Linked DNA regions of Homo sapiens: region 1 is linked to region 2. A link is an interaction called in ENCODE POLR2A ChIA-PET data of the cell type or tissue named here. Cell type or tissue: GM12878. All regions are shown on one strand. Region 1 has its middle 67 kb from the start of C1GALT1C1. Region 2 has its middle 6.1 kb from the start of C1GALT1C1.

Evidence for each region. ChIA-PET counts read pairs that join two places held together with the same protein. Peaks named below come from ENCODE experiments on the same cell type or tissue, not always from the same donor. Only the 100,000 strongest peaks of a DNase experiment are listed, where the experiment ranks them.
Region 1: POLR2A ChIA-PET joins it to region 2 with 8 read pairs; 2 of 35 experiments call an interaction of 5 or more read pairs at or near these places.

What each region holds. Positions count from the first base shown.
Region 1 is chrX:120,694,210-120,699,209 of GRCh38, forward strand. No RefSeq gene overlaps it. Among named protein-coding and RNA genes, the nearest start is that of C1GALT1C1, 67 kb to the left of the region's middle. RefSeq lists an enhancer at 2,874-2,973. In GM12878, no CTCF peak of the experiment used is centred here; a DNase peak (open chromatin) is centred at 3,022; H3K27ac peaks cover 1,102 bases.
Region 2 is chrX:120,633,674-120,638,673 of GRCh38, forward strand. No RefSeq gene overlaps it. Among named protein-coding and RNA genes, the nearest start is that of C1GALT1C1, 6.1 kb to the left of the region's middle. In GM12878, no CTCF peak of the experiment used is centred here; a DNase peak (open chromatin) is centred at 3,028.

The sequences.
Region 1 (5,000 bases), 61 kb after region 2:
CTGAGTAGCTGGGACCACAAGTGCATGCCACTACACCAAGCTAATTTTTTCATTTTTAGTAGAGATGGGGTTTTGCTATGTTACTCAGGCTGGTCTCTAACACCTGGCCTCAAGCGATCCTCCCACTTTGGCCTCCCAAAGTGCTGGGGTTATAGGCATGAGCCACCACACCTGGCCTATTTATATTTTTTAACCATCATCTCCCCATGCACCCCACCCCCAGCCTCTGGTAACTACCATTCTATTCTCTGCTTCTATGAGTTCAAGTTTTTTAGATCCCACATATAATTGAGAACATGTAGTATTTGCTTTTCTATTCTGGCTTATATTACTCAGCATAATGCTCTCTAATTCCATCCATGTTGTTGCTGCAAGTGACAAAATTTTCTTCCTTTTTTAAGGAATGGGGTCTTGCTATGTTGCCCAGGCTGGACTTGAACTCCTGGGCTCAAGCAATCCTCTCATCTTAGCCTCCCATGTAGTTAGGACTACAGATGCATACCAACATGCCTAGCTAGAATTTCCTTTCTTTCTTTCTTTCCTTCTTTCTTTCCTTTCCTTTCTTTTCTTTCTTTCTTTCTTTCTTTCTTTCTTTCTTTCTTTCTTTTTCTCTCTCTTTCTTTCTCTTTCTCTTTCTTTCTTTCTTTCTTTCTTTCTTTCTTTCTTTCTTTCTTTCTTTCTTTCTTTCTTTCTTTCCTTCTTTCTTTCTTTCTCTCTTTCTTTCTTTTAGATGGAGTTTCACTCTTGTTGCCCAGGCTGGAGTGCAATGGCGTGATCTCCTCTCACTGCAACCTCCACCTCCTGGGTTCAAGCAATTCTCCTGCCTCAGCCTCCACAGTAACTGGGATTACAGGTGCCCGCCACCATGCCAGGCTAATTTTTGTATTTTTAGTAGAGATGGAGTTCCACCATGTTGGCCAGGCTGATCTCGAACTCCTGACCTTAGGTGATCCACCCGCCTCGGCCTCCCAAAGTGCTGAGATTTCCGGTGTGAGCCACCATGCCCAGCCAAATTTCCTTCTTTTGAAAGGCTGAATGGCAGAGTGGGGGGCGGAGGGGAGTGTCCAAGATAGCCAACTAGAAGCAGCTAGTGTGCATGGCTGTCAGGTAGAGGAAAAGAAGGGGCAAATAAATACAACACCTTCAACTGAAACATCCAGGCATTCACACTGGGATTAATCAAGGAAACAACCTGACCCACAGAGAACGAATAAAAGCAAGACAACAGCCTACCTAGGAACAACATGGAGCCAGGGGATCCCCCCGCCACACAGGGAAGCGGTGACTGAATGAGTGACCCGGGGAAACCAGGCTTCTCCCAGGGGGCTGAGCCGCAACAGCCCACACACCCCACTTCCATGGCACCTCACAAGATAAGACCCACTGGCTTGGAATTCCAGCCAACTACCAGTAGCTGCATCGCACCTCCTTAAGAAGGAGTTCCCAGGGGAAGGGGTGGGCCACCATCTTTGCTGTATGGGTGTCTTGGCCATTCCAGCCTTCAGACTTTGGAGTCTGAGCTGAAGGCTGAAGGGATCCCCCAGCACAGCACAGCTCCTCTACCAAAACATGGCCAGACTGCTGCTTTAAGCAGGTGCCTGATCCCGTTCCTCCTCACTGGATGGGACCTCCCAATGGGGCCTCTGCCCACCCCTGCCTGAGCTCTCCGGCTGACAAAGATCTTAATTCTCCCTAGGATTGAGCTCCCGGAGGGAGGGGCGGGCTGCTTCTTTGCTGTTTGGGTGACTTAGCCATTCCAGCCTTTGGGCTTCAGAGGGTCTGAAGCGATCAGGGGCTGAAGTGCACTCCCAGCACAGCACAGCTACTCTACCAAAACGTGGCCAGGCTGCTTTTTAAAAGCAGGTTCTGATCCCTTCCTCCTCACGGGGTGGGACCTCCAAACTAGGGCCTCCAGCCACTTCCTACAGGTGCCTTTGGGCCAGCAACAGGTTTGCACCTCCCTGGGACAAAGTTCCCAGAGGGAGGGACATGCTGCCATCTTTGTCTTTTTGCAGCCTTCACTAGTGACACCTCCAGGTTCTGGAAAATCTGAGGTGACTAAAGACTGAAGCAGGCCCCAAGCATACTGCAGCAGCCCTACAGAAAAGTGGCCAGACTCTTACGATACACCCGTTCTCCTATCTCCTCACCGGGCAGGTTCTCCAGGCCTGGGCCTCCAGACACCCTGCCACCAGAGCTCTTGAGCCAGTACAAACTCAGCAGCTCCCTGTGCAGATCCTCCAGGGGCATTTGAAAGCTTCTCTGCCACTGCCCTTGCCACCCTCAGACTAACAAAGGAACAAAGACCCTAAGTGCCTTATCCATACCTCCAACAAGCTGCAGTTGACCCAAGGAGAGGTGGCCAGTCTGTGTCCCACGGGTCCCACACACCCACCGTGGCTCATCACCAGGCAGGGAACCCCTAGCTTGGGTCCACAGCACAAACCCTCCATCTTGGGCTGACTGCACTGAGCAATTGCTGACCTGCATCTCTCTGGCATAGAGGCCCCAGGAGTCGAGCAAACGACCCTGGGCCACAACCATTACTAAGATCTCTTCCTTAGCAGCTCTGAGATTGCCCCAGAGCTGCAGTGGGCAGCCCAAGAGTGCCAAGTCATGAACTATGGCCAGCACTTAAGGGGGAGAGGACCCCACACTTTCAGGGCACTGAGAGGGAACACAGCTGCAACTGAGAGGAAACATAGGGGAGCCACACAACCGGACAAGAGTCTACCAACTGACCAATAAGCCTAAGTGTCACCTGCTGGATCACACCCCAAAGCTTCAACACGAAAAATACTTCACTAACATATCCCCCTCTGAAACCAGAGACAAGACATCAGCTTCAAATAAAGACTCTACACAAAGCCTTGGCCCAGTGAAAACATCCAGAAAAGAAGTCTATTGTCTGTACTGAATCTATGTTGCAGTTTCATGTGGTTTCTTACTGTTTCCTTTTCTTTGAAATGCCAAAGAGTTGCACAAATTGAGAATGTCAGGGTTGGAAGTCCCCATAAATGCTGTCAACTCCAACAATGCATCTGGCTCTTAAGTCTTCTGTACAGTTTCTCTAAGTGGTTGCCCACATTGTGGTTAAACACAGCCAATGCAATGAAAGCAACCACCTGATAGGCAGCCCATGCCACCTCTCAGCTGCTGGAAAGCTGTCTTCCCCCTTTAGCAGCCATCAAATCACCACCCCTCCACAGCTGACACCAGGCCCTGCCCATCTACCTTACAGGACATCTCTTGTAGGGTGTATTGATCTTCCTCGGCATCTGCATGTTGCTACCAACATGCAGAGATGAGAAAGAACCAATGCAAGAACTCTAGTAACTCAAATGGCCAGAAGGCCATATGTCCTCCAAACGACCGCACCTCTTGTTCTCTAACAAGAGTTCTTAACCAGGCCGAACTGGCTAGAATGACAGAAATAAAATTCAGAATATGGATAGGAACAAAGACTATTTAGATTCAGGAGGATGGCAAAACCCAGTCTAAGGGAAATAAGAACCATAATAGAGTGATACCGGAGCTGAAGGGTGAAATAGCTGGTTTGAAAAAGAACCTAGGCTGGGCATGGTGGCTCGCACCTATATTCCCAGCACTTTAAGAAGCCAAAGCAGGTGGATCACATGAGGTCCGGAGTTCGAGACCAGCCTGGCCAACATGGCGAAACCCCGTCTCTACTGAAAATACAAAAATTAGCTGGGCATGATGGCAGACGCCTGTAATCCCAGCTACTCGGGAGGCTGAGACAGGAGAATTGCTTGAACCCGGGAGGTGGAGATTGCAGCGAGCCAAGATAATGCCACTGCACCCCAGCCTGGGCAACAGAGTAAGACTCCGTCAAAAAAAAAAGAAGGAGAAGAACATAACGGGTCTGACAGAGCTGAATAACACAGTACAAGAATTGCACAATACAATCACAAGTATTAACAGCAGAATAAACTAAGCTGAGGAAAGAACCTCAGAACGTGAAATAAGAGAGTCAGACAAAAATAAACAAAAAAGAATAAAAAGGAATAAATAAAACTTCTGAGAAGTATGGGATTATGTAAAGAGGCCAAATCTATGCGTCACTGGCATCCCCAAAAGGGAGGGGGAGAAAATCTATTTTGGGATATCATCCATGAAAACTTCCCCAACCTTGCTAGAGAGGCCAACAGTCAAATTCAGGAAAACAGAGAACTCCTACAAGATTCTCCACAAGAAGATCATCCCCATGACACATAATTGTCAGATTTTCCAAGGTCAAAATGAAAGAAAGAATGTTAAAGGCAGCTAGAGAGAAATGGCAGGTCACCTATAAGAGGATCCCCATCAGGCTAACAGCAGACCTCTCAGCTGAAACCCTATAGGCCAGAAGAGATTGGGGGCCTATATTCAACATTTTTAAAGAAAAAAATCTTCAACCAATAATTTCATATCCAGCCAAACTAAGCTTCCTAAGTGAAAGGGAAATAAGATCCTTTTCAGATAAGCAAATATCAAGGGACTTCATTACCACAAGACCTGCCTTACATGAGGTCTTGAAGGGGGCACTAAATATAGAAAGAAAAGACCACTGGTAGCTAATACAAAACCACACTTAAACACACAGACCAGTGTCATTGTAAAGCAACCACACAAGCAAGCCAACATAATAACCAGCTAACAGCCCAATGACAAGATCAAATCCATAAATATCAATACTAACCTTGAATGTAAATGGGCTAAATGTCCCACTTAAAAGGTGCAAAATGGCAAGCCGGATAGAAAAGCAAGACCCAATGGTATGCAGTCTTCAAGAGATCCATCTCACAAGTAATGACATTCATAGGCTCCAAATAACAAGAGGCTGAAAAATCTACCAAACAAATGGAAAAAAGAAAAAAGAAGGGGTTGCAATTCTAATTTCAGACAAAACAGATTTCAAACCAACAAAGGTCAAAAAGACAAGGAAGGGCATTACATAATGGTAAAGGTTTCAATTCAACAAGAAGATTTAACTATCTTAA
Region 2 (5,000 bases):
ACCATCCTGGCTAACACGGTGAAACCCCGTCTCTACTAAAAATACAAAAAATTAGCCAGGCGTGGTGGCGCACGCCTGTAATCCCAGCTACTTGGAAGGCTGAGGCAGGAGAATCGCTTGAAACTGGGAAGCGGAGATTGTAGTGAGCCGAGATCATGCCATTGCACTGCAGCTTGGGTGACAGAGCGAGACTCCGTCTCACACACACACACACAAAATTGACATAAGATGCTCTGAGACAGAATAAACCATGGGATTTTCAACACCAAAAGCTCTGTTAATAAGAAATTGTCTAAGAACCCAGTTCTTTACTTGACAAATAACTTACATATACTTAGCATTTTAAATAAAGTTAGTGAGATGATTGACTTATGGCTTTTTTTTTTTTTTGAGACAGAGTCTCACTCTGTCACTCAGGCTGGAGTGCAGTGATGTGATCTTGGCTCACTGTAACCTCCATCTCCCAGGTTCAAGTAATTCTCCTGTCTCAGCCTCTCGAGCAGCTGGGACTACAGGCGCATGCCACCACGCCTGGCTAATTTTTGTATTTTTAGTAGAAACAGGGTTTCACTACATTGGTCAGGCTGGTCTCCAACTCTCAACCTCAGGTGATCCACCTGCCTTGGCCTCCCAAAGTGCTGAGATTACAGGCGTGAACCACCACGCCCAGCCAGTAATGGCGTTTTTTTTAAAACAACATTCCATATCTCAGCCTTAATTTAAAAAACATGTGCAATTAGTATCTATTAAAATTAAGATGTTCATACTTTTTGGCCCAGCAAACCCATTCTAGTGATCTCTCCCACAGAAATAGGGGCAAATGCATTATTGTTTTTCTGTTTTTGTTTTTGTTTTTGTTTTTTGTTTTTGTTTAGAGACAGGGTCTCACTCTGACACCCAGGCTGGAGTGTAGTGGTGCAATCATGGCTCACTACAGCCTCCAACTCCTAGGCTCAAGCAATCCTCCTGCCTCAGCCTTCCAAATATGGGGTCTACAGGCAGGCACCACCACCCTGGATAATGTTTTGTAGAGACAGGGGCTTGCTGTGTTGCCCAGGCTGGTCTTGAGCTCTGGCCTCAAGTAATTCTCCAGCCTCGGACTCACAAAGTGCTGAGATTACAGGCGTATGCCACTGTGTCAAGCCAGCAGTTTTTTTTTTTTTTTTAACTTTCATTTTAGGTTAAGGGGTAATGTGCAGGTTTGTTATATAGGTAAACTGCATGTCTTGGGGGTTTGGCATACAAATTATTTTGTCACCCAGGTAATAAGCATAGTTCCCAATAGTTAGTTTTTTAATCTTCTCCTTCTCCCACCCTCCACGCTCAAGTAATCTCTGGTGTCTGTTGTTCCCCTCTTTGTGTCATGTGTTCTCATTGTTTAACTCTCACTTATAAATGAGAGTGCGGGTGTGGTGGCTCACGCCTGTAATCCCAGCACTTTGGGAGGCCAAAGCGGGCAGATCACCTGAGGTCAAGAGTTCGAAACCAGCCTGACCAACATGGTGAAACCCCGTCTCTACTAAAAATACAAAATTAGCTGGGTGTGGTGGCACACACCTGTAATCACAGCTACCCGGGAGGCTGAAGCAGGAGAATTGCTTGAACCTGGGAGGCAGAGGTTGCAGTGAGCCAAGATCACACCATTGCATTCCAGCCTGGGCGACAAGAGCAAAACTCTGTCTCAAAAAAAGAAAAAAAAAAGGCATGGCGCAGTGGCTCACGCCTGTAATCCCAGCACTTTGGGAGGCCAAGGCAGGCAGATTGCCTGAGGTCAGGAGTTTGAGACCAACCTGGCCAACATGGTGAAACCCCATCTCTACTAAAAATAAAAAAAATTAGCCAGGCATGGTGGCACACAACTGTAGTCCCAGCTACTCGGGAGGCTGAGGCAAGAGAATCACTTGAGCCTGGGAGGCAGAGGTTGCAGTGAGCCGAGATCGCACCACTGCACTCCAGCCTGGGTGACAGAGCGAGACTCTGTCTCAAAAAATAAAAAACAGAACATGTGGTATTTTTTTCTTTGTTCCTATGTTAGTTTGCTTATGAGAATGACTTCAGCTCCATCCATGTTGCTGCAAAGGACATGGTCTCATTCTTTTTTATGGCTGCATAGTATTCCATGGTACATACATGCCACATTTTCTTTAGCCAGTCTACCATTGATGGGCATTTAGGTTGATACTATGTTTTTGGTATTGTGAACAGTGCTGCAATAAACATATGCATGCATATGTCTTTATGGTAGAATGACTTATATTCCTTTGGGTATATTCTCAATAATGGGATGGCTATGTCAAATGATAATTCTGTTTTAAGCCCTTTGTGGAATCACCACACTGCTTTCCACAATTGCTGAACTAATTACATTTTCACCAGAAGTGTATAAACATTACCTTTTCTCCACAACCTTACCAGCATCTGCTATTTTTGACTTTTTAATAATAGCCATTCTGACTGGCACAAGATGGTATCCCACTGTGGTTGCGATCTACATTTCTCTAAAGATTAGTGATGATGAGCATTTTTTCATATATTTGTTGGCCACATGTATGTCTTCTTTTGAGAAGTGCCTGTTCATGTCTGTATTAGTCTGTTTTCACACTGCTATAAAGATACTACCTGAGACTGGATAATTTATAAAGGAAAGAGGTTTAATTGACTCACACTTATTCTTTTCCTTCTTCTTTTTTTTTTTTTTTGAGACAGTCTCACTCTTTTGCCCAGGCTGCAGTGCAGTGGCACAATCTCGGCTCACTGCAACATCTGCCTGCCAGGTTCAAGCAATTCTCCCACCTCAGCCTCCCGAGTAGCTTGGACTACAGCCGCATGCAACCACACCCAGCTAATTTTTGTATTTTTAGTAGAGACAGGGTTTCACCATGTTGGCCCAGATGGTCTTGAACCCCTGACGTCAGGTGATCCACCCACCTCGGCCTCCCAAAGTGCTGGGGTTACAGGCTTGAGCCACTGTGCCGGAACTGACTCACAGTTCTGCATGGCTAGAGAAGCCTCAGGAAACGTACAATCATAGTGGAAGGTGAAGGGGAAGCAAGGCATGTCTCCTCATGGTGGCAGGAGAGAGAGAGAGGAAGAGTGAGGAAGTGCTACACTTAAAACAATCAGCTCTAGTGAGAAGTCCCTCACTATCATGAGAGCAGCTTGGGAGAAACCGTCCTCATGATCCATTCACCTTTCACTGGGTCTCTCCCTGGACACGTGGGGATTACAATTCGAGATGAGATTTGGGTGGAGACACAAAGCCAAACAATATCATTGTCCTTTGCCCACTTTTTAATGGTGCTGTTTTTTGCTTGTACATTCATTTAAGTTCCTTATAGATTCTGGATATTAGACCTTTGTTGGATACATAGTTTGCAAATATTTTCTCCCATTTTGTAGGTTGTCTGTTTACTCTGTTGAGAGTTTCTTTTGCTGTGCAGAAGCTCTTTGGATAATTAGGTCCCATTTGTCAATTTTTGTTTTTGTTGCAATTGCTTTTGGCATCTTTGTCATGAAATCTTTGCCAGGGCCTATGCCATTTAGTATTTTCTAGGTTATCTTTCAGGGTTTTTATAGTTTTAGGTTTTACATTTAAGTCTTTAATTTATCTGGAGTTTATTTTTTTATTTTTTATTTTTATTTTTTTGAGACGGAGTCTCGCTCCGTCGCCCAGGCTGGAGTGCAGTGGTGCAATCTTGGCTCACTGCAACCTCCGCCTCCCGGGTTCAAGCGATTCTCCTGCCTCAGCCTCCTGAGTAGCTGGGATTACAGGCATGCACCAGCATGCCCGGCTGATTTTTGTATTTTTAGTAGAGACGGGGTTTCACCATGTTGGTCAGGCTGGCCTCAGACTCCTGACATTGTGATCTGCCTGCCTTGGTCTCCCACAGTGCTGGGATTACATTGAGTTGATTTTTGTGTATGGTGTAAGGAAGAGGAACATACTTCAAAATAATAAGAGCCATATGTGACAGCCCCACAGCCAACATAATACTGAATGGGCAGAAGCTGGAAGCATTCGCCCTTGAAAACTGGCACAAGACAAGGATGCCTTCTTTCATCGCTCCTATTCAACATAGTATTGGAAGTCCTGGGCAGGGCAATCAGGCAAGAGAAAGAAATAAATGACATCCAAATAGGAAGAGAGGAAGTCAAACTGTCCCTGTTTGTGGATGATATGATTCTACATCTAGGAAACCCCATAGTCTCTGCCCAAAAGCTCCTTGATCTGATAACTTCAGCAGAGTTTCAGGATACAAAATCAATGTACAAAAATCGGTAGTATTCCTATATGCCAACAACATCCAATTGAGAGCCAAATCAGGAACACAGTCTCATTCACAATAGCCACAAAAGAATGAAATACCTAGGAATACAGCAACCAGGGAGGTGAAAGAACTCTACAAAGAGAACTACAAAACACTGCTCAAAGACATCAGAGATGACACAAACAAATGGAAAAACATTCCATGCTCATAGATAGGAAGAGTCAATATGTTAAAATGGCCATACTGCCCAAAGAAATTTACAGATTCAATGTCATTCCTATCAAACTACCAGTGACATTCTTCAGATAATTAGAAAAAACAATTTAAAAATGCATATGGAACCAAAAGAGAGCCTGAATAGCCAAGGCAATTCTAAGCAAAAGAACAAAGCTGCAGGCACCAAGTTACCTGACTTCAAACGATACTACAGGCCTACAGTGACCAAAACAGCATGGTACTGGTACAAAAACAGGCACATAGACAAATGAAATAGAATAGAGAGCTCAGAAATAATGCTTCACACCTACAGCCATCTGATTTTTGACAAAGTTAAAAAAAAAAAGCAATGGGGAAAGGACTCCCTATTCAATAAATGGTGCTGGGATAACTGGCTAGCCGTATGCAGAAAATTGAAACTGGATATTCTTGTTTATAATAGCAAAAGTGGGAAATAGCCATTAATAAGGGAATGTTTGAGTTCATTATGGTACATCCATATAATGGAATATTAAG